Linked DNA regions of Homo sapiens: regions 1, 2, 3, 5 and 6 are each linked to region 4. A link is a contact called in ENCODE Hi-C or POLR2A ChIA-PET data. All regions are on one chromosome and are shown on one strand. The core of a region is the stretch at or near the end of the contact, and the rest is flanking DNA. Distances in the headings are between cores, read along the strand shown. Region 1 holds the start of CDK6-AS1 (CDK6 antisense RNA 1). Region 2 holds the start of AKAP9 (A-kinase anchoring protein 9). Region 3 holds the start of GATAD1 (GATA zinc finger domain containing 1). Region 4 holds the start of DBF4 (DBF4-CDC7 kinase regulatory subunit). Region 5 holds the start of KRIT1 (KRIT1 ankyrin repeat containing). Region 6 holds the start of CYP51A1 (cytochrome P450 family 51 subfamily A member 1).

Evidence for each region. Hi-C counts contacts between places; a loop is a spot of excess contacts on that map. ChIA-PET counts read pairs that join two places held with the same protein, here RNA polymerase II (POLR2A). Pooled maps may share reads with other maps.
Region 1: a map of CD4-positive, alpha-beta memory T cell shows a loop between it and region 4 (7-fold over the local background). The contact joins the promoter of CDK6-AS1 here to the promoter of DBF4 in region 4. A Hi-C loop is called at or near these places in 2 of 168 maps with a recorded cell type or tissue (CD4-positive, alpha-beta memory T cell and naive thymus-derived CD4-positive, alpha-beta T cell) and 7 of 50 pooled maps.
Region 2: a loop to region 4 is called in a map of CD8-positive, alpha-beta T cell, with 15 times the contacts of the local background. The contact joins the promoter of AKAP9 here to the promoter of DBF4 in region 4. A Hi-C loop is called at or near these places in 2 of 168 maps with a recorded cell type or tissue (CD4-positive, alpha-beta T cell and CD8-positive, alpha-beta T cell) and 8 of 50 pooled maps.
Region 3: a map of naive thymus-derived CD4-positive, alpha-beta T cell shows a loop between it and region 4 (10-fold over the local background). The contact joins the promoter of GATAD1 here to the promoter of DBF4 in region 4. A Hi-C loop is called at or near these places in 1 of 168 maps with a recorded cell type or tissue (naive thymus-derived CD4-positive, alpha-beta T cell) and 7 of 50 pooled maps. POLR2A ChIA-PET finds 5 or more read pairs at or near these places in 1 of 52 experiments (Panc1).
Region 5: a pooled map shows a loop between it and region 4 (28-fold over the local background). The contact joins the promoter of KRIT1 here to the promoter of DBF4 in region 4. A Hi-C loop is called at or near these places in 9 of 50 pooled maps.
Region 6: a map of B cell shows a loop between it and region 4 (32-fold over the local background). The contact joins the promoter of CYP51A1 here to the promoter of DBF4 in region 4. A Hi-C loop is called at or near these places in 2 of 168 maps with a recorded cell type or tissue (B cell and CD8-positive, alpha-beta T cell) and 11 of 50 pooled maps. POLR2A ChIA-PET finds 5 or more read pairs at or near these places in 1 of 52 experiments (activated CD8-positive, alpha-beta memory T cell).

Annotation. Positions count from the first base shown.
Region 1 is chr7:92,833,877-92,838,051 of GRCh38, reverse strand. CDK6-AS1 (CDK6 antisense RNA 1) reads right to left here and starts at 1,569. Exons shown (of 2, transcript NR_110088.1): 1 at 1,489-1,569. CDK6 (cyclin dependent kinase 6) reads left to right here and starts at 1,479. Exons shown (of 8, transcript NM_001145306.2): 1 at 1,479-1,574. RefSeq lists silencers at 1,177-1,536, 2,647-2,896 and an enhancer at 1,987-2,066.
Region 2 is chr7:91,938,359-91,942,313 of GRCh38, reverse strand. AKAP9 (A-kinase anchoring protein 9) reads right to left here and starts at 1,452. Exons shown (of 50, transcript NM_005751.5): 1 at 1,167-1,452. The coding sequence starts at 1,214. LOC124901698 (a long non-coding RNA gene) reads left to right here and starts at 1,463. Exons shown (of 2, transcript XR_007060431.1): 1 at 1,463-1,650; 2 at 1,750-2,464. RefSeq lists enhancers at 1,162-1,311, 1,350-1,911 and a silencer at 1,512-1,621.
Region 3 is chr7:92,445,570-92,449,423 of GRCh38, reverse strand. GATAD1 (GATA zinc finger domain containing 1) reads right to left here and starts at 1,942. Exons shown (of 5, transcript NM_021167.5): 1 at 1,446-1,942; 2 at 547-672. The coding sequence starts at 1,694. RefSeq lists an enhancer at 773-822 and a silencer at 1,253-2,022.
Region 4 is chr7:87,875,216-87,879,294 of GRCh38, reverse strand. DBF4 (DBF4-CDC7 kinase regulatory subunit) reads right to left here and starts at 2,802. Exons shown (of 12, transcript NM_006716.4): 1 at 2,517-2,802; 2 at 1,070-1,242. The coding sequence starts at 2,562. SLC25A40 (solute carrier family 25 member 40) reads left to right here and starts at 2,935. Exons shown (of 12, transcript NM_018843.4): 1 at 2,935-3,199. RefSeq lists enhancers at 2,523-2,642, 2,830-3,339 and silencers at 2,703-2,962, 3,093-3,542.
Region 5 is chr7:92,243,621-92,247,506 of GRCh38, reverse strand. KRIT1 (KRIT1 ankyrin repeat containing) reads left to right here and starts at 1,593. Exons shown (of 19, transcript NM_194454.3): 1 at 1,593-1,717; 2 at 2,336-2,605; 3 at 3,358-3,505. ANKIB1 (ankyrin repeat and IBR domain containing 1) reads right to left here and starts at 1,533. Exons shown (of 20, transcript NM_019004.2): 1 at 988-1,533. RefSeq lists a silencer at 1,098-1,487 and an enhancer at 1,418-1,712.
Region 6 is chr7:92,131,798-92,136,097 of GRCh38, reverse strand. It overlaps CYP51A1 (cytochrome P450 family 51 subfamily A member 1), which reads left to right and starts at 1,621. Exons shown (of 10, transcript NM_000786.4): 1 at 1,621-1,925; 2 at 4,226-4,300. The coding sequence starts at 1,734. CYP51A1-AS1 (CYP51A1 antisense RNA 1) reads right to left here and starts at 1,535. Exons shown (of 3, transcript NR_122110.1): 1 at 1,016-1,535. RefSeq lists enhancers at 633-1,459, 996-1,655, 2,026-2,075, 2,236-2,285, 1,460-2,286.

The DNA.
Region 1 (4,175 bases), core at 320-2,819, 5.0 Mb before region 4:
CCTAGCCTTACCTCACACTATAACATAGAATCAGTTTTATAAAGGCAAAAATTTGATTTACTGTGAGATTAGTAACATGGTTTTAAAGTCAAAAGATTTATAGAAGTAGTATTTCCAATTCAAACAGAATTTTGCCAGGTTTTAATTTTTCTACAAAGCACTTAAGTAAATAATTTTGTGAAAAGTTTTGCTTTAAGATGTTTTAAAGGGTTTCAAGTATTCTACAGATAGAGATTTTGGGGAGAACACCAAATTCTTTCCAAAAAGACAGCTATTTCAAGTTTTCTTTTACTCCATTGTAGAAAGTTTTAAAGACTTTTTTTTCTCCAAAATCTAATTTTCACCTGAAATAATTGTATTCAAGGGTTTCTCAGCAGGTAAAGTATACATTCTTACAAGGTTTCAAATTTCAGATTTCCAATAATGCATTTAAACTGAGCACTCCTCTTTTTGTGTATGTATCTACTATCTGCAGTTCTATTATTTACACTAAATTTTAGTCTTTTTAGCTCCTCTGAAATACGTTAGTGAACCCTCAGCAGTTACTAACCACTTAATAATTGTGAGCCCGCCAGCCCCTTCAAGTAGATCGTTAACCATAAGAGTGCCTGACAATTTCCAAACCATATCCTCTGTCTAAAAGGAAAAGATAGGGCTTTGTGAGGCAGAAAGGAAGCGAAGGAAAACAAAACAAATGTAGCTCATGCTGAAAGTGAAAAGTGCTTGGATAGATTAGTATTTTCTTTTCTGCAAGGCATCCTGCCAAACTTTTTCTTTATTTTTTTAAGAGAAGAGTTATTTTTTGGTCTGATTTTTCAGTTTCTTGGAAAGTATTGGTATTTACCACCCCCATTGGCCGCTCATAATTATTGTTGGTTGTTTTGTGTTTTTCCCATCCGTCCACGTCACACAGTGAGGATGCCCCCCGCTTCACCCTGTCAAAACCCCAACTCTGGGCGACCCTGGGTTTGGAAACTCCGCCGACTCCCGACGACACGTCCCACTCTCTCCCACTAATGCCGCTTATTTTAGTCGCAGGATCCCCCTACTACAGTTTCAGCGAAAGCCGGAAATTTTCATTTAACTCTCCCCCCCACCCCCACCCCCACCGCGCCCTTCTAGCCCCCGACTCGTAGAAGGGAGCTAGGGAGCCCGGAGCTCGGAGCACTGCCGGGACTCGGCCGCCTCATTTCTCTCCGGAAGGCTTTAATTTGCACACTTTCTTGCCACTGCGCCACGAGCCCCCAGCCCCGCCGGGGGGTGGGTCTCCGGCAGAGTTGGCTTCGCGGGTCCCTGCCCCCACCCCGCACGGTCGCCCCAGCTGCCTCCCCGGCTGGGGCCCCCAGCGCCGGCCGGAGCCCAGCGGCCCCCGTCCGCCCCCAGCGAGCGGCGCGGGCGGCGCCCTCCGCCGTCCCTCCGCCCTCCGCCGCTGTGCCCACCCCCTCGCCGGAGAGAGTGCTGGTAACTCCTTCCCCAGAGTCTGATTACCTGCTCCGCGAGGCCGCGGACACGTGCGGAGAGCCGACTGACACTCGCAGCCCCCTCGGGAGGCCCGACGCGACTGGGCCCCTCAGGTGAGGAGCTGTGCGCTCGGGTGGGTGGGCTGCGGGGTGGGGGGTCCCGGGGGAGATCTGGGGGATTGGCCGGGGTCCGAGGCAGAACTGTGGGTGGGGTAAGTGGAGGGTGGCGGGGGGTGGGGGGGACCTGTGTTTCCTTGGAATCGGCTTTGGTTAACCCCTTACGAACTGAGACGGGATTGGTTATGGGGGCCAGTTTTGGGGAGCTAGAGGATTCTCCTTATCTGATGAGAGGGGGAGATCCCAGCCTAGGGACACCCGCGACACCGAGATCCTGCTTCCACGTATCCGTACGCACACACACCCACACGGAACACGCCTCATACAGTTTCTCCAAACGGAACTGGAACTCTACTCGGACACTCACATAATAATTCACATTTAGGGTTTAAAATGCACTGCCTCTAGGGACTCCATGCTGGAGAATGTGCTTGCATTTCCCCCTCGAAAACTCCCTCTCCAGCTCGCTGAGGTGTGGGTGTGGGCTCCACCTTCCCCTCCACGAGATAAATGTTAACGCAGGCTTCCTGCGGGCGTGTTATACACAGAAAAGTGCACGCAGCCGGCCAGTGCCCAGGCTTGGAGCCCCGCGAAGACGCACGTTTGCTGTAGTTTCCAAGTTTACTTTTATAATTTAAAATATTGGAGTTAAACACACGCCCCGCAGTGAGCAGCCCTGGTCCCCGCAGCGCGCCCGTCCGTGTGCATATGGGCGCATCTGCGTGTGCGCACACGCGGGAGTCGCGGTCCCCGGTGTGGCCTCTTGTCGCTGTGCTGGTGGCGACCCTTGTGGTGCTTGGCAGGCTTCGGGAGAGGCGCATGAAGGATTTCATTGAGTGTGAAGACAGAGAGCAGAGACAGAAAGCAGAAGGAGGCGGCTGCAGCCTTTGTAGTCGCGGAGGAATGCGGAAATGTTGAAGCACTATGTCAAACTTTTTTTGAAATGGGGTCAAGTCACATTCAGCCAGCGTGGGAAAGCAACAACAACAACAAAAAAAAGTGGAGGAGAGGGGGGGAAAAGGCATTGCTGCTCCCGTTTCTCTCCGCCGAAGCCGACCGTCTGGGGGGCGAGTGGGGGGAGAGCCAGGGCAGTGCGGGGCCCGGCGGGGGCAGCAGGCGCAGTTCCCTGCGGGGGTGGGACGTCCCCGACGCTTCCTTCGCTGCGGAGCCCGGGGCTAGACTCGAGCGGGAGGGGGTTGGGGGGATGCAGGACAGGCGGGTTGGGCGGCCGGCGGCGGCTCCCCGGCTACCTGTGTGGCCCTCGACCTGGCTCAGACCCCCGGGCAGTCCCTGGGGGCTCTTTCCTCGGCTTTTAAGGAAAGTTCTGAATGTAGTGAGTGCCAGAAGCTCTGCTCTCGCCGCGGTCCGCTCCACCCGCTCATCGTGGGGGTCGCGCCGTTTGTTTAATTCCTGGCAAAAGGCGAGCGGGCCAGCGGTTGCGAGGCAGGTAATTCCGAGGTGCCCCGGGAATTCCGGACATGCGGCCGTCGTGGTGAAAGTCCTGCCGAGGCCGCGGCGGCCCTGGAGGAGGGAGGCCCCCTAGGTCCCAGATAGCTGCTGAATGGGGAGGGAAAGTTAGGGTACCCTACTCTGGCGCTTTGTTGTGCAGAGGGCTCCGGGGGCGTCCGGCTGCAGACTGGACCGGGCCTTTAGCCGGAGGGGGAATGGGGCAGCCACCTCTGCTACCTACAGCGGGGAGGTCCTGGGAATGGGAAAAGGTTCGCGAGTCCGGGCCCCGAGGACAGAGACCTTCTCTCTCACCCCTGGAGGCGCAGGATTTAACCCCCCACCCCCCACCCTTTGAAAGGGAGGTTGAGTTTTGCTCAGGTCGAAATCAGTTTAAAACTTAAGGACGAGGCGCGATTATGCTATCCCCTTCCTGAAGTTATTCTTTAAGGAGACGACAAGCGAAATTGTGGCGAACACCCCTTTCTCCCACCCTTGGGATCCCGTGGGGGACGGTGTCTCCCCTCCCCCAGGACCGCTCGCTCGCCCACCCCCGATAAGCCCCAACCCTCCCCGACCAGATGGCTGGTCTTCCCAAGGTTTCCACCAGGGAGGTCCTCCCAGCCGGAGAGAGAATTCCGTTTCCAACCGAGACTCCTTTACCCCAAAAAGACCATTTGTGTATGCGAGTCGTTTTTAAATGTCTCCTCGTAGAAAAACTGAAAGTAGAAAGAAAGGAAGCAATTTCTGAGCAGATGTCTGACCACCCCTTCTCGCACACTCCCAGCATCGGGTTACAGGGTCCTGGGAGCCCCCACCCACATTCTGCGGCCCCACACGGATGGACCCACAGTCCTTCCGCTCCAGCTTGTGCGCGACCCCTGAACGCCCTCCGGCACCCCTGGACCCCGTCTCCCTGCACGTCCGGGCCTCAGGAGGCGGGGAGGGTAGCGGCGCAACACAATGATATAGGGATAAATATTAAGCCGTGACATTGACGTGCCCGGCGCCTCCCCTCCCCCGCGCTCCCGGCACACTCTGGGCTGCTCGGCACGCCCCCTCCCGTTCCACTGCGTCCCGCGCCGCTCGCTCATCCCCGAGGGGCCCCTGCAACCTCTCCGCGCGAAGACGGCTTCAGCCCTGCAGGGAAAG
Region 2 (3,955 bases), core at 203-2,702, 4.1 Mb before region 4:
ATATATTCATTTAACAAACTTGTGTTGAGCTTCTATCACTGCATCTCTGCGGTATGGCCCTTCATTGATAATAAATCACTAACCTGGTTTCCTTTGTTTATGTGAGGAGAAGAGAAAGGAAGAGAGGAAAAACAGTTACCTGTAATACAATTTTTGTCCAAGTATGACTGCTAACAATTATCTCTAAAAATAATATAATCCATAAAAGAAGACTTCATTGAAGGGAGGAAGGGGGCTTTTGAGCCCAGACAAAATATATGCTCAAATATGTAATTTTTAAAAGAAATATGCTACGCAGCTTATATTCTGTATATGTTAAATTTCTCATGAAGCCCAATGAACGATGCCTGTGTATAATTGTGTATTGTATTGTTTGCTTTACAGGCTTTTCCATAACCGTTCACACACACACACACACACACACACACACAACCAGGATTCGCCAGAGAGATATATAACAACTAAATTATTTAAAGCAGGAATTCTATAGGTGTTGGCATATGGAACCTTTCGGTCCTCAGAAGTTCCATTCACAGACTGCATTAACATTCCATAGGACACAAAAGCGCATGCCATGACAAAGACCTTCAAGTACAAACATACAAAGACACGCTTCTAAAAACGCCCCTAAAGCCAAGTTCACAGCTGGCACTTGTGGCACACACAAGCCACTGCTGAGACAGCTGTCACAGGCCAATCACACACACCCAAGAGTGCCAGCGTGCTACCTAAGGAAGACAAGCTGATGATCAGCGCACAAATCCCCAACCCAATAAAGAAAAGCCCTAAATCCCCACCCTGGAAAGCACAATGCCTGCACCACCCAGAAAACTCCTTAAAAAAATGAAAGATCGGAGGTTTAGAAGCAACTAAACACTAGTTTACAGCAATACAGTAAAAGGGGAGTTTTATTTGGACATTCACGAGAAAGGAGCCACAATATTCAATCCTCGCGGAAGTATTATCAGCTAGCACAAGGCTTTGTCCCCCAACTGGAAAAAGGGGAAAGGAGGAGGGCGAGGAGAGATGCAGACCCTAAGACCCTGCAGCACCTCCCTCTCGGGCAGTGCACTGGGGCTGCGGCGAACTCCGCTTCCCAGGCCCCCTCCCACCCCGTGCTAGCCACCGCCTCCCACCGCAGGCCCGGTTGCCTCGGGCTCTCCTACCTTGGCTTTGCCGGCCTCCAGCTTCTTCTGTCTCTCCTCGTCCTCCATGGCCTCTGCAAGGAAGGCAGGGGAAAACAGGGGTTGAGGGGTGGTTGGGGATAGAAAGGAAAGGTCGATTTGGACGGAGGTGGGACGGCAAGCTCCACGGCCTAGAGAGCCGATTCGGTCCGGCGCTCCCCCGCCCGAAGTGGAAGCAGTCTCCGCGCTCACTGGCGGATCGTCCTCAGCCGCACGGGAAGCGCCGTCACCGCCGCCGCCGCCGCCATCTTCGTCTCCACGTAAACACACGGCGAGGCGGGAGGGGCTGGAACGTCTGTCCGCGCAGCCGCCTCGTGGGCAGGTGCTCCTGGGGTGCCGCCCCGGCCCAGCCCTCCGGGGTCAACCCTTGCCAGGCCTGGGACCTGCCTCCTACCAGCGAGGATCCCGCCGTAGAGAGCGCCCTTCCCGCACATCAACGGCTCACAGGTGGCGGCCGAGCTGAGGGGTAGGAGAGACGGAGTGTGCCAGAGGCTCCTGGCCTGACCCCCACCCTCCGTCCGAGGAATCCACTGCTATTAAAACATGAGTTTTTTTTTTCCTTCAGGTTACAAAACTAACACACCTAATGGTGAAATTGGCGAACACCTACAAGCTCCAACGGAAAAGTTCCGGTGGGGGGTGGTGGGGGGGCGGACGCCAGGTTTTCTACCTACATTAACTGCTTGACTCAAGAATTATGAGAGCAGCTAATTGCTCTTATTACTTCCTTAGCCTGAAAAGTCCCTCCCTCTTCCCTCCACTGGTTCCCACTCAATCTCCGGTTCATCCTTATAGTCCCATCGCACACGCTGCCTCCAAATGGCTTTTCTGACCTCTTGTTCCCTCCACGGCAACCGAGACACATCCAGTCAAAACTTAGTCCCCTCCCCCGACTCTTTGGGGCTTCCCTTTAACAGTAGTGTTCTGAAAGGAGCCTGAGCTTTAGAACCTCGGTTAGGGACAATGCCAGACTACACTAACTTTCTAGCGTTAATGACAAGTTACCTATCCTCCCTGAGCCTACCTGGAATTTTTGGAAGGGTTGTTAATATATGTGACTGCCCTGACATATTAAAACGTCCTGAATAATGTCAGCTTTATTTCTCCTTGGACTTCCTTTAAGTACCCTGCACCATATTTTAATAATTTGTGTGCGTCTTAGTTCAGCTCATACTCCCAGCTCCTTGATGACAGAGACTCATCATAAGTCTTGCTCATCTTGGCTTTACTAAAATGACCAGCACAGAGCTCTGCACTCAATAAACGCTTTTTGGATTGAATTGAGCAGTGTTTATAAATTTAACATTACTATCTTTCCTTGTTTCCCCGACATGTGCTCCCTCAGTCCTTTGTGTTCGTCTCCCTGCCCTCCAATGCTCACATCCATTCCTGGAGTGAACTACACATTTTAATGTCTCTGGTTGATTACTCAGATTTATCATGTTTCTCCGTTGCTTTGAGCTAGGTTGGACTGAAAAACTAGCAGTTGTGAACAAAAAATAGGCTAAAATGAGTTCAAGCGTAGAAGTGGTGTTAAGTGAAAAATTGAGGTTAAAAAACAAAAAAGGAGATAATAAAGACCTTAAGTCTACCACAAACTGAAGATGAGTTTTAAATAGCCCTCATTTAGAAATCTTAGCTTTAAAAAAGATTTTTTTCTTAAGCTCCGTAATGCATACATTCTGCCAACTTCTAACAGCCAAGTGCATATTGTCCTGTTATCTCAACCTGAATTAGGAACCAGGTAAAATTAGACATTTTATCATAGGGATGAAAGAATTGAGGCAATAAGTGATTTACTTAGTCACCCATCAAATTAAGAGTAAGGACTAGAACTAAGTGTTCTAATAGTGCAGTGATTTAAATACTGCCTGGATTGAGGGATTATGAGTGTAGATGCTGATTGCCTAGGAGGGGGAAGCCCCAGGGTATCCAAAGCTATTCCTGTTTGTTAAAGGATACTGCTTTCTCGGTGACTAAATAAGTCAGCTGTTTGTAGGTGCTGAGAATGTTCAAGAATACCTTCCAAAGCAACAAGATTATTTCAATGTTTCCTTCACTGATAGCAGCCAATCATATACATGTCTAGTTTACATAATGGGTGCTCAATCAATGTTGAAAGTTAGATTTGTGTTAACTTCTATTAGAAGAGCAAGCATTGGGCACTAGTGTTCTGACTCTTCCTTATGGCACCTATTCTGTCATAACTTGTCATACCAATCATTAATTCATGTCATGTCATTCACTTACTCAGGTGATTCTTTCAGAAGATATTTCAGCAAAGACTTGAAAGAGATGAGGAGGCTGGGCGGGGTGGTGCACGCCTGTAATCCCAGCACTTTGGGAGGCTGAGCGGGGTGGATCGCTTAAGCTCAGGAGTTCGAAACCAGCCTGGGCAACATGACGAAACCCTGTCTCTACAAAATAAATAAATAAATAAATAAAAATAAAATACTGGGTGTGGTGGCGGGAGCCTGTAGTCCTAGCTACTCCAGAGCCTGAGGCGGGAGGATCACTTGAGGCCGGGAGGCCAAAGCAGTGAGCCCAGATTGTGCCACTGCACTCTAGAGTAAGGACCTAGACAACAGGTGACACTGTCCCAAAAAACAAGCAGGTGGTGGGTGGGGGTAGAGAGCCACGGAGATAGTTGAGGGTACAGCAAATCCAAAGAAAGGCCCTCAAGCGAGACCATGATGGACCTTCTCAAGGAAGAGTAGGAGGTGAGGGTGGCTAGAGTGGAATAAACAAGGGAAATAGTAGGAGATGAAGTC
Region 3 (3,854 bases), core at 693-3,192, 4.6 Mb before region 4:
GTCTTTCAACAATCTCTTTTCTTAGAGCAGAAGAGGAGATAAGGCTTAGCAAAATTTTTGACTCATATTCATCAAATACATCATCATCATAAGTCAGTAAGATACATTTTCTGGGGCTTTAATAACAAATAAATATGCAAATGATGAGTTCTAGTGTTAATATTTACTTAGATTTTTAAAGAATGAAAAAAAAAAGTTTTCTTAGTGTACCTGGCCATATCAAGAACCATAATCTCTCCTCTTCCTTTCCATAGAGAACCCCAAAAAATGGGCTCAAGGTTGATGTTTCTTTTAAACCCATATTTTATATTTTCCAGGGGAAAAAATAAAAGCTAAAAAACAAAAAGGAAAGAGTATTATTAACTTTATAAACAGTGAGCCTCCTGCAACAGAGCTCATTCCCTTTTGGGGAATCTGGACCATTCCCCAGAATACTAAGGAAGGGCTACCAAGGGCAGAGTCCAAGTTCAATGGTGAGAAATGAAGGCAGTGGCAGGATACACACAACGTCATTACAGTAAAAGGCACTGTCCACAAATATCTTACATTTTTCAATTTAAATATATGTCTTCTCCCTTTTCCTTTGGTGGAGACTTTCTTTTCAGCAGCCGGAGCAGATTTGTATTTAGTGTTTCTGAGCCGAGCAGACCTCCTGTGAATTTCCTGCTTACTCTGTTACACAAACAAATTAAAGAACAAAAAGAGAAAGAAGTAAAAAGTGCATAAAGGTTGCAGTACAATCATCTTACAAGGATCCCAGAGTATGTACTTTATAAGAGCATTTAACAATTAAGATTGCCCTTTTGCTTTTCAAGAGAAGTAATTACAGCAACTAGGCTAAGTAAAACCGGAAGTTCAGCACCCGGAATCTCGGAGCTCGCTGGACAGGCGTCTCCAGAGCCTCCAAAAGGTGTGAGCTGCTTGTAATAGGGCAGGAGGCGGGAGTAGGAGTCAGTCTTGACCAAGACAAACACTATTCATTTGTTGTGTCTACAATAGAGAAAAACACTTAACAACTTTACTCCCTAAGGCCAGAGAACGTAGTAGGTTATGGCGCCCCCTGCAACGGAATACTTAAGCTGCCATTTACAATAATGACATAATAATCTTACTTCATAACCTGATATGACAAAACCTTTAACAAGGAATGAGGTCCAGCGCCTGCATTTGTGGCATGACACTGTATACGACTGTGTAGACATGTGTATATTGAGATTTTCTTAAGGGCTTTACATCTTGGTTCTTATTGCTTTGAATTTCTTACAATAACAGGTGCTTCGGAATGGGCCAAACGAAAGATCTCAGTAGGAGGTGGGGAGGGGCGTTCCAGCCAGCAGGAGCACGGCGATCGGGGAAGCCCGCGCCCGCCCGCTCCCAGCCAGCCCGTCCCCGCCCGCCTAGCACCTGGTCGGCCTCCGCCGGCGGGAGGGGCCGGAGGAGCTCACCTGCTTGCCGCCCCCGCCCCCGTTGCTCTGCGGAGGGGTGGCGGAGGTGCTGGCGAAGGTCGCCGCGCCGAAGCCGCCGCCGCCGCTGCCCCCAGTCCCTCCAGCCGCCCCCGAGCCTGCGCCCCCGCTGCCCGCGCCGCCCCGGCCAGTGCAATGATGGCAGAGGATCTCCCCCTGCGCTCCCTTCTTCCACATGGAGGACGACGTGGTCTTGCATACGCTGCAGGTGGGCTTCAGGCCCAGCGGCATGGTGGCCGGCTCGGGCGGCCCCCGCGGGCGCAGAGACACGGGAATGGCGGACGGTAGCCCGGCCGCCCCCTGGTCGGCCCGCCACTCCCGGCGATAGGAAGAGCGGTGAGAGCGTCGGCACGGAGCTGCCGGTGAAAGGACCAGGCCGCTGGCGCTGCCCCGTGGAGGCGGGAAGCGGGTTCCGCCGGCTCCGCAGGCGGAGGCCAGGATTCCCTGGCCCGAGGCACTGGGAAGCAGGACTGGGAAAGGGATCTGGCCGGGGTGGGGGGGACGCGGAGACTTCCGGCGGTGAGCTGGCCCCAGGGCCCCGCAGCCCGACCGCCTGACCGGAAGTGCAGCACCCGGAATTACTGGGAGCTTGCTGCAGTTCCGCTTGCTGTCGCCTAGGGGCAGGGTTCTCAAACTTTTTGGTCTCAGGCCTAGAATTTGCCGGGTAAAATACAGGACGCCCAATTAAATGTGACTTTCAGGTAAACGACGAACAATTTTTTTAGCGTGAGTGTATCCCATGCAATAATGGTTTATCCGAGAGGCGTTTAACTGGGGGTCCTGTATTTTTATGTGCTAAATCTGGCAATCCAGGTCTGGCGTGGTGGCTCACGCCTGCAATCCCAGCACTTTGGGAGACCAAGGCCGGCGGATTACTTGAGCTCAGGAGTTCGAGATCAGCCTGGCCAACGTGGTGAAACCCCTTCTCTAATAAATATACAAAAATTAGCCGGGCTCAGTGGCGGGCTCTGGGGTAATCCCAGCTACCCTGGAGGCTGCGGCAGAAGAATCTCTTGAGCGCGGGAGGTGGAGGCTGCAGTGAGCCAAGATCGCGCCATTGCACTCCAGCCTGGGGGATAGAGTGAGACTCCGTCTCAAAAAAAAAAAAAAAATCTGGCAATCTTACTTAGGAACCCTTTACACTCTTAAAAATTATACTTTGGACATCGCCCTACACCTCCCCCATGTCTATACTTTTGTTTAGTTGAATTCAGAGCATGCCGTTTATGGACATCGACAAAGGGTTCAGAAAATGCCATCCACTGACATCTATGTATTAGAAATTGAAATTGAGACATTTTACAGCCTAAGATGTCAAGCGCACATTCTTCAGCCGTTGGATAATATCGTTGCAAATCCTGTGGACTCTGAAGAGTATACCGATTAGAGAATGCGGAGAAAATCGAATAGCTGGCTGTTATTCAATTCAAAACTGTTGGAAAACAGTTTTGGCTCTGAGGACCCAGCAGTTGACAAACAGCAGGCCTGGGACAAGAGCAGTATGAGAAGTCAGATCGCCTCTTTTAATGTCACTAGTCAGTACAGGCCTCGCCAGACAAGTCTCTCCTCAGCCTCACTTGGAAGAACATGCCCTCTCTTCATGATCCTGGGTTTCCTAGACTTAGTATCCTTGGAAAGGTCTTGATGAATATATTGTGGTGGGAAGCAGTGGGGAGAAACAAACGCCTATTATGTCACAAAACCACATTTAGTGCTTATAACAACCTTGGAATGAGATATTATCAGATTTTACTGTTAATTGGTGATCAACGGAGGCACTTCTATGTGGACTGGCTGTCATTATAGCTGCTGCCCTTGGCACCAATTTCGAGGAGGGCTTTGGAACAGCCCTCTGGGGTGTGGGTTGTGGCTCAGTCACCTCCCCTCTAAATCTCAGTTTCCTTAACAGTAAAAATAAGTTTCCAGGACTGTTATGGGGATTAGGGCCAACTGTAAAAGTGGCTGAGGAGACTAGGTAAAGAGTGTTGTCTCACTTTAGAACAATGCTGAAGGTGTTTAGAGCCTGCCATCCTAAAATATGCCACTTTGGCATACTGATTCTTCTGAGCCAGAGGCAATGGAGCAAAAACAGATGCAGGGAAGGCTGTCTGACCACCCTCTTTCTGTTTGAAGCGGAACATAAAAGTTCCCTTGTGAAAGGTGCCCTTTCTGTACCAGGAAGAGGAGAATATTATTGCCAGAGGCAGAGTTGCCACTGAGAAGAATCTACAAACAAAACCTTACAAAAATTTGTAACCCATATTTTCCATTAACTTTCTACATACGGTTCTTCGTCACTTTCCCACAATTTGCCAGCCTTAGCCCAAGCCCCTTTGTCTTGTCACATCCCTGCAATTTATTATTTTTTGTTTAAAAGGACATATAAGCTTT
Region 4 (4,079 bases), core at 1,553-4,052:
ACCTGTTAGCACATGTTCTTCTGATAAGTTTCTAGTCTGGGAATCGGCTGGGCCTGGAGGGCTCATGCTTGCAATCCCAGCGCTTTAGAAGGCTGAGGTGGGCAAATCACCTGAGGTTAGAAGTTTGAGACCAGCCTGGGCAACACGGTGAAACCCTGACTCTACTAAAAATACAAAAATTACCCAGGAGTGGTGGCACATGCCTGTAATCGTAGCTACTCAGGAGACAGAGGCTGAGGCACAAGAATCACTTGAACCTGAGAGGAGGAGGTTGCAGTGAGCTGAGATCGCACCACTGCACTCCAACCTAGGCCATATAGAATGAGACTCCGTCTCAAAATAAAAATAAAAATAAATTGAAAAGTTACTAGTCTGGGAATGAAAGGATCAGTTTAGACATTCAAAGACGCAGACCTTCAGAAAGTCAAAGTCCAGCATGAACCTTTTAAACAGAAAAAAATCTTAATTACCTCATTTGCCAAAATTCAGCCAATATCAACCTTAATCCTATTAAGGTCCTAGAATTTTGCCTGAGTTTTCTAATTTCCCAATCATCTAATCAGTGTATAAGGTAGGAAAGAAGGTATTCCAGATTCTTAATGCAAATTTCTTTTCCTTTAATAACATTCATTCTGTTGAAACAACATCTGTATCACTCAGGAACAATTTTAACTGTGGTTTGCATGGCTGTTCTGTAGTAACATTCTTAACTGTTACACTAGTCCAGACAAACTTATGTAGCTCCCCAAGATTCATAATCAAGAAATTGCTGTTATCTGGAGGACATTCCAACATTACAGTAAGCAGTCAATGAGCAGTTCCACTAGGACAGGGGAGTCTTACACTCTAAGAACTTTACACTAGACTGCTAATCAGAGAAACCTGAAAGGTCTGTCAGTCCACAAAAGGTTAAAACAAATGGTTTTTTGTTAACGATAAACAGCTGATAAAAATGTTAAGCTTGGTGCTAATAGAAGCGTTTTCCAAAATGAAAAATTTAAATGATTACACAGTAGAAAGTACTAGTTACAAATTTTTCCTTCTATGCCAGTGTACGGTTTTCACTTACCCCTCCCAGATCCTTAATGTCCTTTTGAAGTTTTTCAGATATGGTGACAGAAGGTAAGTCAAGGTAAAATACTTTTCCCCAAAGTGGCTTACATTTGGATTTTTCTGGCCTGTTATCAGTTTTCAGAGATTTCAGAGATGGTCTGTTTTTTTCATTTTTGACTTGGATTCCACCTATTAAAGATGTTTAGAATCAGATGTTTTACACAGACACTTTTACTATTTTTAAAATATTTCATTATACAATATTACAGAATAAAAATCCTTACAACCCTACCAGTTTAAGTTATTAGCATTGAAATGTATTTCTTTGTAGTACTACTTAGGATAGAGGCAAAATGCCCTATATACTTTCACAGACCGCATATTGTAAAATAATAGTTGACTCAGCAAGAAATATTCGTGTGTTTATTCCTGAGGCACGGAACTATATAAAACTCTTTTGAAAGATTTTCTTTTTTTAGGATGTAAACTCCATGGGGATATTTAATACTCAACTATTTATTGAGCATCTGCCATTCTGCTGAACATTCAAAACTGGTGTTTAAACTTCATTTAGCGATGAAAGAATCCTCTGTTACGCAGAATAACCTAGTCCTCAAGGGTTTCAGACTGCTCAAGTTTTAGTTTCATATAAAGTTTGTCTGCATATTAACAACTAAACGGTCCATTTCACATACAATTTGTCTACGTATTAAGAACTTAACGGTCCATTACGAAGAACTAAACCTTTCATTATTTTCATTAGAAACAGATCTGAGATCCAAGCAACTGCTTTAAAAATTAATTTTTCAAACGCAATCTGTTCTTAAATTGGTAGTTACTACACACACACAAACACCTGTACAAAAAACTTAGGTGCTGGAATGTTTCACCAAATAAAGTGACTGAAAATGGAAATTTGCTTTTGTTTCCCTGTTTGTAATGTTGAAACCAGCAATGGGGTGTTTGAAATACAATGCTTTCCCCCAACTTATGAGGAAAGGAAAATAAACTTTCAAGGGTAAGACCAAAAATCCACCCACAATCACTCAATCTAATCCTGAAGCGAAAAGCCACGAGCGCGTCTGACTTTAAATTGAGGATGCAGTCCGTCGCCTCCAAGGGCCCGGGCGGAGGCTTAGCATATGCGAGAGCCCGGGAGCAGACAGCGCCGCAGTCCCGGCGAGGTCCCGGATCTGCACATTGTTTGCTAGTTTTCAACCGAAGGCACGACCGGGAATCAATCTGGGACCGCCGCTGTAAACGGCAGAGCGCTCGAGGGGCCGGGTCAGGATCCGTTCCTTCTTAGGCAAAACACTGAACGGGGGCTCCTTCCTTCAGACCCCAGAGGCCGGTCAGAAGAAAAGAAGCTGAGGACCCGGCGGGAGAAGTCTGAAGAATCAATGGTGGAACCACGAGGGGAGGAAAGGATTAAAGGGACTGCAGGCGGAGGAGGGGCTTCTTACCCTGGAAATGTCCTTTACTGTGGATCCTCATGGCTCCGGAGTTCATGGCAGTCGCCCGGCACCTACATGCTGGGTCCGGAGAAAGTGTCGCACCGGGCAGCCGCGAAAGCACGGCTTCCCCCGGCCTGTTGACAGGACGGCCGCCTCTCTCCTTCCGCCAGCTACGGCCTCTACGCAGTAGAGGTACCGCGTCTGCAGGTCGGGTTTCCGGGGCCGGATCCGGCTCCAAGGCGCGGAGGAGGAAGGCGCAAAGCACAAACGAGTGGGCTGCGGCGGTTGAAGATTTGAAAACGCGTCACGCGGCCGCGGCGCCGATACGCGCGCCCCGCCCCGTCTCACGCCACGCGCCGTGCCCCGCCTCGCGCTCGCCCCTCGTGCCTGCCTTCTCGCGCTGCGCGCCCCGCCCCCTCACGCCGCCGTCCTTCTCGCGCCTCGCTCTGGCCCTGCAGGTTGTGTTTCCGCCTCTACCCCGCCTCCATTCCGTTGCTCTCTCAGTCTCAGACCCGGGCTCTCGGTCCGCCGCTTCAGGTCTTGGCGCAGCCTCAGAGAGTTGGCGCGGCTCTGTGTTGACCAAACCTAGTGGATGCAGTTAGCGCCGGAGCCCGGCCCCGCCCGTCACCAGGGTTATTCCCGCCTTCTAGGTTTGCCAGGACTGCCGGCCCTGCAGCTGCCTTCTGCCCCAGGTATGCTAATTTTCCACTGGTCGGACGTCTGGGAAGCTGAAGGCGAGGGGCTTTGGCTGAGTCCGGACTCAGCTCTGGCCGGGCCCGGGGCCGGGGCCGGAACCGGAGCCGGACAGCGGCGGCAGCCGCAGCCCCTGCTCAGCGCGCCCTGGGTCGCACAGCAAGCGGGGTTTTCCCGCGGTCACTGCCGACCCCACCGGCTGAGGACAGCTGCAGAGGGACGTGCGGGAGTGAGGGCGGCCCCGGGGGGCGTCTGAGGGAGGGTCTGGCCAGGCGGCCCCGGCCTTGACGGCAGCGCCACCGCAGAACGCCTCCAGGTCACTTTGTGTCCTTGGGTAGTTGGCTATTTGCGCTGTCCTGTTGACTTTTATTGTATTCAGACCTGTTTTCTTTTAGTTGAGTGTAAGTTTATTTCAACAATGAAGGAGTGGAAAGTAACATCTCATTTTTTTTTCCTGTAAAACAGAGATTAAAGATCAAATTAAAATGCTTGTGAATATATTTTAATTTTATAAGTTGGAACATGCCTCTCCAAAAAAAAAAAAAAATCTGTTTCTTCAGGAGGAAGAGGATATTTTGAACTATTTTGCATTCCTCTACTCCAGGCCATAATAGGCACTCCTGTAGTGGTTGATTTTTTTACCTGGTAGCTCAAGGAAGTCAGAGTATCAGCGTTACGGTTTTGCAGGTAGGTACCTTAAAGAATAGACAAGGGTGGGTTGTGACAAGATTAGCTGGAGAACGCAGAGAACAGGTTTGCTAAGGGAAATGAGAGTTTGGTTTTAGACAGGTTTATGTTGAAGGGCCTGGGGCGACAGTCATGGAACTATGCTTATTAGACAGTTAAAGATGTTTATGACTCGAGAGAAATGTCTAGCAG
Region 5 (3,886 bases), core at 344-2,843, 4.4 Mb before region 4:
GTGTAACATCTGTGAGTGGCTGATACAAAAAAAGATTTCTCTGGAATTAATGATTGAAAATAATTATCAAATACAATCTAATATGATCTTTAAACGTCTGTCTCAAAAGCAACAAAGCAAAAGCTTGTAACAAAGCAAAACCTTCCAATACACAGATTTTTACACCTTACACATACCCACATACTTCACAAATTAAGAACTAGATGAAAATTAGAACACTAAAATTTAAAGGTATCTAAAATACACTATTTGAAACAGCAGACTCTTATCTTTACATTTATCTGTCAGATCTACCAGTAAAGCTCTTCTGAAATGGTCATTCCAATACAAGATTGTTCGATATGCCATTCCGTGTGAATAGAGCTTGGGAGACTAATTCTCAAAATCTCCTCAGGAGATGCTTTATTACAGCTCTAGTTTCAATTTCCTGCGACTCAAACAGCTACGTACAGAAAAACAGCTCATACATACGGAGAAGAATAAGAATACAGGGGAGCGCTCCATTCTTTTGTTTTGGTGGCAGAAGCTGCAAAAATAAAGGTTCACTGGAGCCATCTGCACCTATCCCCACCCATCACAGCCCTGCAGAGCACTTTTACCCATCCGCTTCTCAAGACTCTCTCTAGCCCCCGAGGTCGGCAGAACCCGTGGCTTTCCACGTCTCAAAGGATGGGGGTGGGGGGGAGGCTGCGAGGAAGGACACAGATCCTTTGAGGACAGAGGGACAAGGAGATGCATCCAGATGGGGAGGATGGGACGCGTCACGGAGACCCGGAGGCTTGCAAATTCGCTGGGAGAAAAGCCCTGTAGGGCAGAGAATGCTGCCTGTTCAGGGATGGGGACAGACAGAACAACAATGCTCCAAAACAGGCGACAGACACACTCCTAGTAGATCCGGGAGGGTGTGAAGTAGGTAGCTCTGAACTCGGAGCCACAAATGGGTAGAGGCAGCCTCAAACACATCTGTACCGCGAAGCTGAGACTTACGGTTACTTCTCTCGCTGAGGGTAAGGGTCGGTGGACCCAGCAACTCCGCAGTTCCGCCTCCGCCGCCCCTGCCTCTACAGCCGAGCTGGTGACCTCAGGTACCCAGCCCGCCCCACCCACCCGGACGGTTGCCCCTTCCTCGCCGGCCCGGGTGCACCCGCCAGGCGGAGGCTGATGTGGCCGAGGGTGCGCACTGGCGGCCCGCGGGAAGCGCTGCGTGAGCCGAAGGCGCCCGCGGCGAGGCTCAGACTGGGTGGGCGCCCCCCATCCCTCTCCGGCCGCTGCGCCGCCTCACTCGGGGGAGGGGAAGAGGGGGCGGTGGCTCTTGCCTCCGCCTCGCGGTCAAGCCCGGCTCATGTTCCAGCCTTGCGCGCTCGCAGCCCCGGCCGCCCTCTTCCCCTCCCCCGCCTCCGGCTCCGGCTCCGGCTCAGCCGCTGGCACCCCCACCGCCACCACCCTAGTCTCCTAGTCGCCTGCCACCAGCCCCTGAGAGACTGCAGGTCCAGTGAAAAGGAGCAGGAACGGCAGCAGCCCGGCCGCCGACCCGGAAGCTCTTTCACCGCCAACCGCGAGGCTGCAAAGGGTGTGAACCCGGAAGCGATTTCATAGCCACGGTAACGGCGGGGTGGAAAGCTAAGGCCTTTGAAGACCTGGGACCCCGTAGTTTCGGGAGAGGGTGAGGGGTGAATGGTGCTGAGGTGCGAGGAGAGGGAAGGACAGTAAAGAGCAGGTGGGCAGGAGGGTCTCCGACTCCAGAGACCTGAGCTTTTGGGGCGCGGGTGGGAGCGCGGGGGAACCCTCAAGACGGCTTTCTTTTGGCGACTGAGGGTTTTTCTGCCACAGGAAGCTGGGCCGGGCTGCTGTGCCTGGGAGGAGGGAAGGAGGAATGAGAAAGCGGTGACGGTCCCTGCCCCCCCTCGCCAGGTGACTGTCCCACCCATTTAGTTGAATGTAGCGGCCAGAGAGGCACTCGCGGCAGCCCGTACGGGTGGGACCTCTCGGTGTCCTTCGGGAAACAGGAGGAGCAAGTTCGACTCCAGCGAGGGAAAACGGAGGTGGGAGACTGAACCATCTCCACATCTAGTTGCCCCAGGCAAGGAGTTTATTTTTCACATGTAGTTACAGAGAAACCATAGCCACTTTTTGGGTGGAAACTCTTTGAGCAAAGAGGCTTACGTTTTTCCCCAGTAGTGGACGTTGACGGGTGGTGGCGCAGGAAAAAACCTCCCAGGCAGAGTGATTACGTATTTTTGTCATTGCAGGGAAAGGGATTCACAGCTTGTCATTCTAACTCACTTCTCCCCCTGTAACTCACTTCTCGCCTCTACACTTTTCTCCACCTTTTAAGGTTTTTGGCTTTCATCGCTTTTTCTACATGTTTTTAGCCTCACCAGAAGTCTTTCATCTCGGTGGTCCAACTCAGGATCTCAGCCTCATTATTTTCTTACCCTTCTGGAGTGCATATGTGCCTTTACAGTTTCTGTTTGCAAACGCTGTCTAGCATACTAAGAGGATGTTAGCAAACCTGTTCCATGGACACTAAATGGCAGTTGTACATCTCCCCTCATCAGTCATAGTGACAACCAGAAATGCCCTCCATATTTTCCAGTGATCCCAGGTAGGTGCCACCCCCCTAATTAAGGACCACTTCCACTGCTTTATTTATAAGATCTTATTACTTAGGGAGCATATTATCATTTGTGCCTAACATTTTCCAGAATGGAGTGAGCCATATAACAAAATGCCACGTTTCCTGTACTTATTCACTTGAACCCTCATCTCAGACTCAGTCTAAACATATTGCAAACTCTAGTTATACCTTTCTTGTATTTTAGTTCAAGCTACTCATTTTCTATCAGTTTGTCTGTGTTTCTCCCTTAGCAGTTTTACCTTCCTATGTTAGTTACTTTTGTTATTTTCCTGTTAAGCCTTTGTTTCCTTCTTTCATGTCACTGGAAGAATGTAGATTTTAAGTAGTCAAGTACGAATAGTTCTTGAAAATGAATTTTAAGAATATTTTGGGGATATGGTAAAAAAGTATTTGGTTTAAGAAAACAAAATACTGTTACTGTCATAGTTATGTCTTTTTAAAATCACATTTGTTTACCTTTTAAAAGTTCAGGCTTCTGTGCAGTATTAATTAAATATTCTAGAGAAGTGATGAGTATTGACAAAGTACTTTGCTAGTAAATGTTTTCTTAACATGAGTTGACCAAGACAGGAATTGATTTGCTTTAAATTGTCTTTAGAAAAGTAAGAGTTACTTGATTTTTCTTTTAGGTCCTTAATAGATAAAATGGTTTCTGTAATTGTGCCCATATATCATACAGTGTATTCACAATACAATGTCTTTCTTTTTGGGGCTTGCAGTCTTCAATGCGTCTGTCTCATAATTTGTAAACGTTTATTATCTTGAAGTCATTGTTAATCTGTGGTGAAAAGTAATTGCTAAATAGAAATTCTGAGAAGAAAAAGGCCTCATCCTTTTCACATGATGTAGGAAGGTCTGTTGCATGAGGTGGGTTTTAAGAATGATTTTATACAAAAAATTGAACTGAAAAAAATTTCATGAAGTATATAATGATAAAGAATGATAACGTCCTCAAAACCTTTCACACAATGAAATGTCTCTATCCTAATGTGTCACTGTATTTTTTTCTAGTGAAATATCTGTAGGGTTTTTTTGGATCTAAATCAATGGAAAGTTTTAGAATTTAAAATAAATTTGAAAAGTATTTAAATTATTTTATTTAAAATTTTTGTACAATAATTTTAATGGTTGTTTTAATCTTAGGCTAAAGTTTATGTAAAATGCCAAAAGCTACTGTATTTTAAAAGAATTTCTTCTTAGGGTAATTTTACAATCATAAGGCACTTTTTAATTATTATTTAGGGAAGT
Region 6 (4,300 bases), core at 372-2,871, 4.3 Mb before region 4:
TTATAGGAGGGACAGGTTGGTAGGAGGAGGCAACGGGTTTAGTTTTGGATTTACTGACCGGGGATGAGTGTTAGCTCTCTAGGTAGAGGTGTTCCGCAGGCAACTGGTGTTGCGGGACAAATCATAGACGGGAGAGACCGAGCAGAGTTCAGGAGAGCCTTTATTATTAAGGTGATCACCGGCTCAGTCGGACTAGGGTCCAGAAAGTCTGAGCCCCGAACAAAGGGATCAATCACCTTTTAAGCAGTTTGTGTTGGGAGTTACGTGTTGCATGAAGTGTACTTGCAGAAGCAAGAACAAAGGCAGTAAATTACTCTTACATTTGTTACACCATATGTCTTACGTCCTTGGGAATACATGCTTTTGTAACACTTGCTAATCAGTTTTGTGACTTTACAGCAGCGCTAGGGAGGGAAGCAAGAACTCGCTGTGCCTCAAGGAATGTGAAACGATGGAACACAGATAAGCCTCTCCACGCATAGGGGAGAAATAAGCAGTTAATATACTCTTAACCCAGGCCTTGGGTAGGGGAGGTGCTATATTACATTCTACCTCAAAGGAAAAGAATATACTTCTTGATTAGTATACTTATAAAATTCATTAATTTCCCTTTCACTGGATATTCCTACTAATTCCCCCAGGGCCTTGCAGTTTTGTCTCATTCGCTGCTCTATCCCCTAGCTTAGCACAAAACCTAGTTCTTAACATTGATTAAATAAATGAATCCGGTCAGGTGCTCCCGTGGGTGATCTGGAAGGAGTTAAATTTGGTAGTCATGGGAGACGCTTCTGTGAAGCCATAGGAGCGAAGATTGATTGTGGCGGCAGGACTGAACTCAGCTTCTGAATCTTTCTAGCCGCTAAACCTACAGACTAAGTGGCGTCCTTGGGGAATGCTGCCTCAAACGGCTCGCGACGTCCTAAAACATGTACATTTATTTTGGAAAATCTGTTTTCGTAAAACCTAGCATACTTAATCACCAACATTTGTTAACTTCATGGTGGCATATTAATACCTGTCAGGTTGATTTTAGTTGGAGTGGGACGGGGCTGACCTCACCGTCCTACCCTTCGGTATGAGGCCGGCGTCTTCACGACCTCGCTTTTCACAACCCCAGTCCCCGAGGGCTTATTTGGGGCTGTCGGAGTCCCCAAGACGTGGCCCCGGAGAAGGGTGAGGTGCCACAGTTCGAGGTGCCCCAGTACCCTGCGTCCGGACAGGGGGCGGTGCTCACGCCCAAGGCCCCGCTGACGCGATGTAGGCCGAGATCACCTCAGGCGCTCGCGGTGCAATCACAGAGCGCGCCGTCGCCGCTCGAGCTCGCCCTGAGATCCCTCCGCTCAGCGCCTTCAACGCCGTGTCCCGGCACCCCGCACCCGGGCACACAAAAAACGGGTCGCCCGCGATTCTCAGGGATTGATCGCCTCTTCAGGTAAGTTATCTTCCGGCCCCGTACCACTGTGCCACAGGCGCAGCCCGCTTCCTCAGGTGCCCTATCCCGCGCAAGAAGACCACGGCTTCACAGAGTGTTATTTAAGGGGCGTGGCCAGCGGAACATCCCGCCCCATTCTGTGACGCACGGGGTGGCGCGCGTGGGACCCGAGGGGTGGGGCTGGGTTTAGTAGGAGACCTGGGGCAAGGCCCCCTGTGGACGACCATCTGCCAGCTTCTCTCGTTCCGTCGATTGGGAGGAGCGGTGGCGACCTCGGCCTTCAGTGTTTCCGACGGAGTGAATGGCGGCGGCGGCTGGGATGCTGCTGCTGGGCTTGCTGCAGGCGGGTGGGTCGGTGCTGGGCCAGGCGATGGAGAAGGTGACAGGCGGCAACCTCTTGTCCATGCTGCTGATCGCCTGCGCCTTCACCCTCAGCCTGGTCTACCTGATCCGTCTGGCCGCCGGCCACCTGGTCCAGCTGCCCGCAGGGGTGGTACGTACATTCTTTAGGGTCTGAGTGGGGCGCGCGCCGCAGCTGAGGCGGCCGAAGGGCTGGCGTGGGCGGCTCCGTGGCCCCGACCGGCTCAGTGGATGGCAAGGGCGGGGGCGACTGCGGCCATGCTTGGCGTGGCTTTGGTGGCAGGCGCGCTGGGGGCTGGAGTAGTGGCTGCGGCGGCGGCACTGCTGCTGGTGGCGCTGGCTGTAGCACCCGCCATTGCCTTGTGTTGGGGGGCGGTGCTGGCCTCCCCGGCTGTGTATCTGATCCTAGACGGGGTCGTGGTTGCGGCATTTGTGGTTGTAGCGGTCTGTACTGACCGCAGCAGTGGTGCCCCTAGTGGCGGTGGCTGGATTGGCGGCTGTGGGTTTGAACGACCCGGTGGTCGTTGGGGCCCTTGGTGGGGGTCCTGACGGAGATGCTGTTGGCAGCTGGCCCGTCATCCTGGAGGCTGCCCTGTGTGGTTCAGTGTTCTGTGGGCTGTAGCAGTGCCCCTAATGGTGGTTTATACCCATATTAAGGAGGATGTGTAGAGTGTGGTAATGGTAGTGACTGGAGTGTGGTAAGGGCCTTCCTCTGATGCTAATAATGTAACAGTTTCTCGGCCGGGAGCAGTGGCTCACGCCTGTAATCCCAGCACTTCGGGAGGCCGAAGCGGGCGGATCACCTGAGGTCAGGAGTTCCAGACCAGCCTGAACAACATGGAGAAACCCCATCTCTACTAAAATACAACAAAACAAAACAAAAATTAGCTGGATGTGGTGGCACACGCCTGTAGTCCCAGCTGCTTGGGAAGCTGAGGCCCGAGAATCACTTGAACCTAGGAGGCGGAGGTTGCAGTAAACCGAGATTGCGCCACTGGACTCCAGTCTGGGCGACAGAATGAGACTCCGTCTCAAAAAAAAAAAAAATCATTTTCTTCAATTTAACAGCCTTATTAACCTAGCTTTCAATCTCCCAAATGTTATTTGATTGTGCCTTTTACAGTCAGCAATAAGTAGCTTTTGAAAACTACCCTTTTACTGACAATGCAATGTACAAACTTTTGACCAAGTAGCTTTTAAAATAATTTTTGTTTGAACCATACCAGGCATAAGAAAGAGTTATTTATTTATTTATTTTTTTCCTACACATGGGATCTTTAAGGAAATGATATTTGTCTCTGGGAAGACAAAGTTACTTTTAGTGTTTAAAGATAGTTCTATTAGCTGAGGTGTACTGTGAGGTTGTGGTGCTCCTTTCTATTTGAGACCACCAGAGAATTGAGGAGTATTACCCTTTTTCATTATTTTGTTTGATTTTCAGGATACTTAATGTTGTAATCTGCAGGTCTCATTTTGTGGCATCTAAAGAAACTTTTATGAAGAATGCTAGAGTTCTTGCTAGAGCTGATCTACTCTCTTAAAAACTCTAAAATCAGTGGCTCTAGTTCACTTGCAGTGAGAGAAGCATGAGATTGATTGTTTACTGAGAAGTAAATATAGCTTCTTAAACATTTCCCTTCTTTCTATACTACAAGTTACTGCTTGTCTTTTTCTATACCTTCTTTAAGCAAGTATCTGGGACTAAAATTGTGAGTAGTAGTAGTAGTAAGTAGTGAAGAAACAATATAGTGGGCCCTCTGGGGACACGAATTCCACATTTGGGAATTCAGCCAAGTGTAGATCTAAAATACCCAGGGGAAAAAAACCCAATACAAAATAACACAACAATAAAAAATAATACAAATAAAAAAACACAGTTTAATAACAGTTTATATAGCCTTTACATTGTATTGGGTATTGTAAGTAATATAGAAATGGTTTAAGGTATATGAGAGGATGTGCATAGGTTATACGCAAATACTTTGCCATTTTATATAAGGGACTTGAGGATCCCTGGATACAAATCTGTGAGGGGGTCCTGGGACCAGTTCTCCACAAATGCCAAGGGACAAGTGTAGTTTGACCTTTTTGGTTTTTTGCTACTAATGGTTAGAAAAGTTGCCTGGAGACACCAATAATAATTGGACATATTCTGGACAGTGTCCATCATTTAAATTTACAGTGCCTTAGTGTTTATCTGGTCGTTTATCTTATACCGTGTTTTGAGTTTCTGTTCTTTTCTACAATAGCTACTCTCTTGAGGTATTTGCAATTTGGCTGTTCTCAAGTTACTTCTGATGCTTCCTTTTTTTTTGGTAACTTTTTTTTGAAGTCTTAATAGCTATTTTGTTTAATTGTTTGGTCATGAAACGAAACTGGGTTTCTCTCTTGAAATGAAACACGAATTGAATTTACTATTTTTTTCTCTTGTAGAAAAGTCCTCCATACATTTTCTCCCCAATTCCATTCCTTGGGCATGCCATAGCATTTGGGAAAAGTCCAATTGAA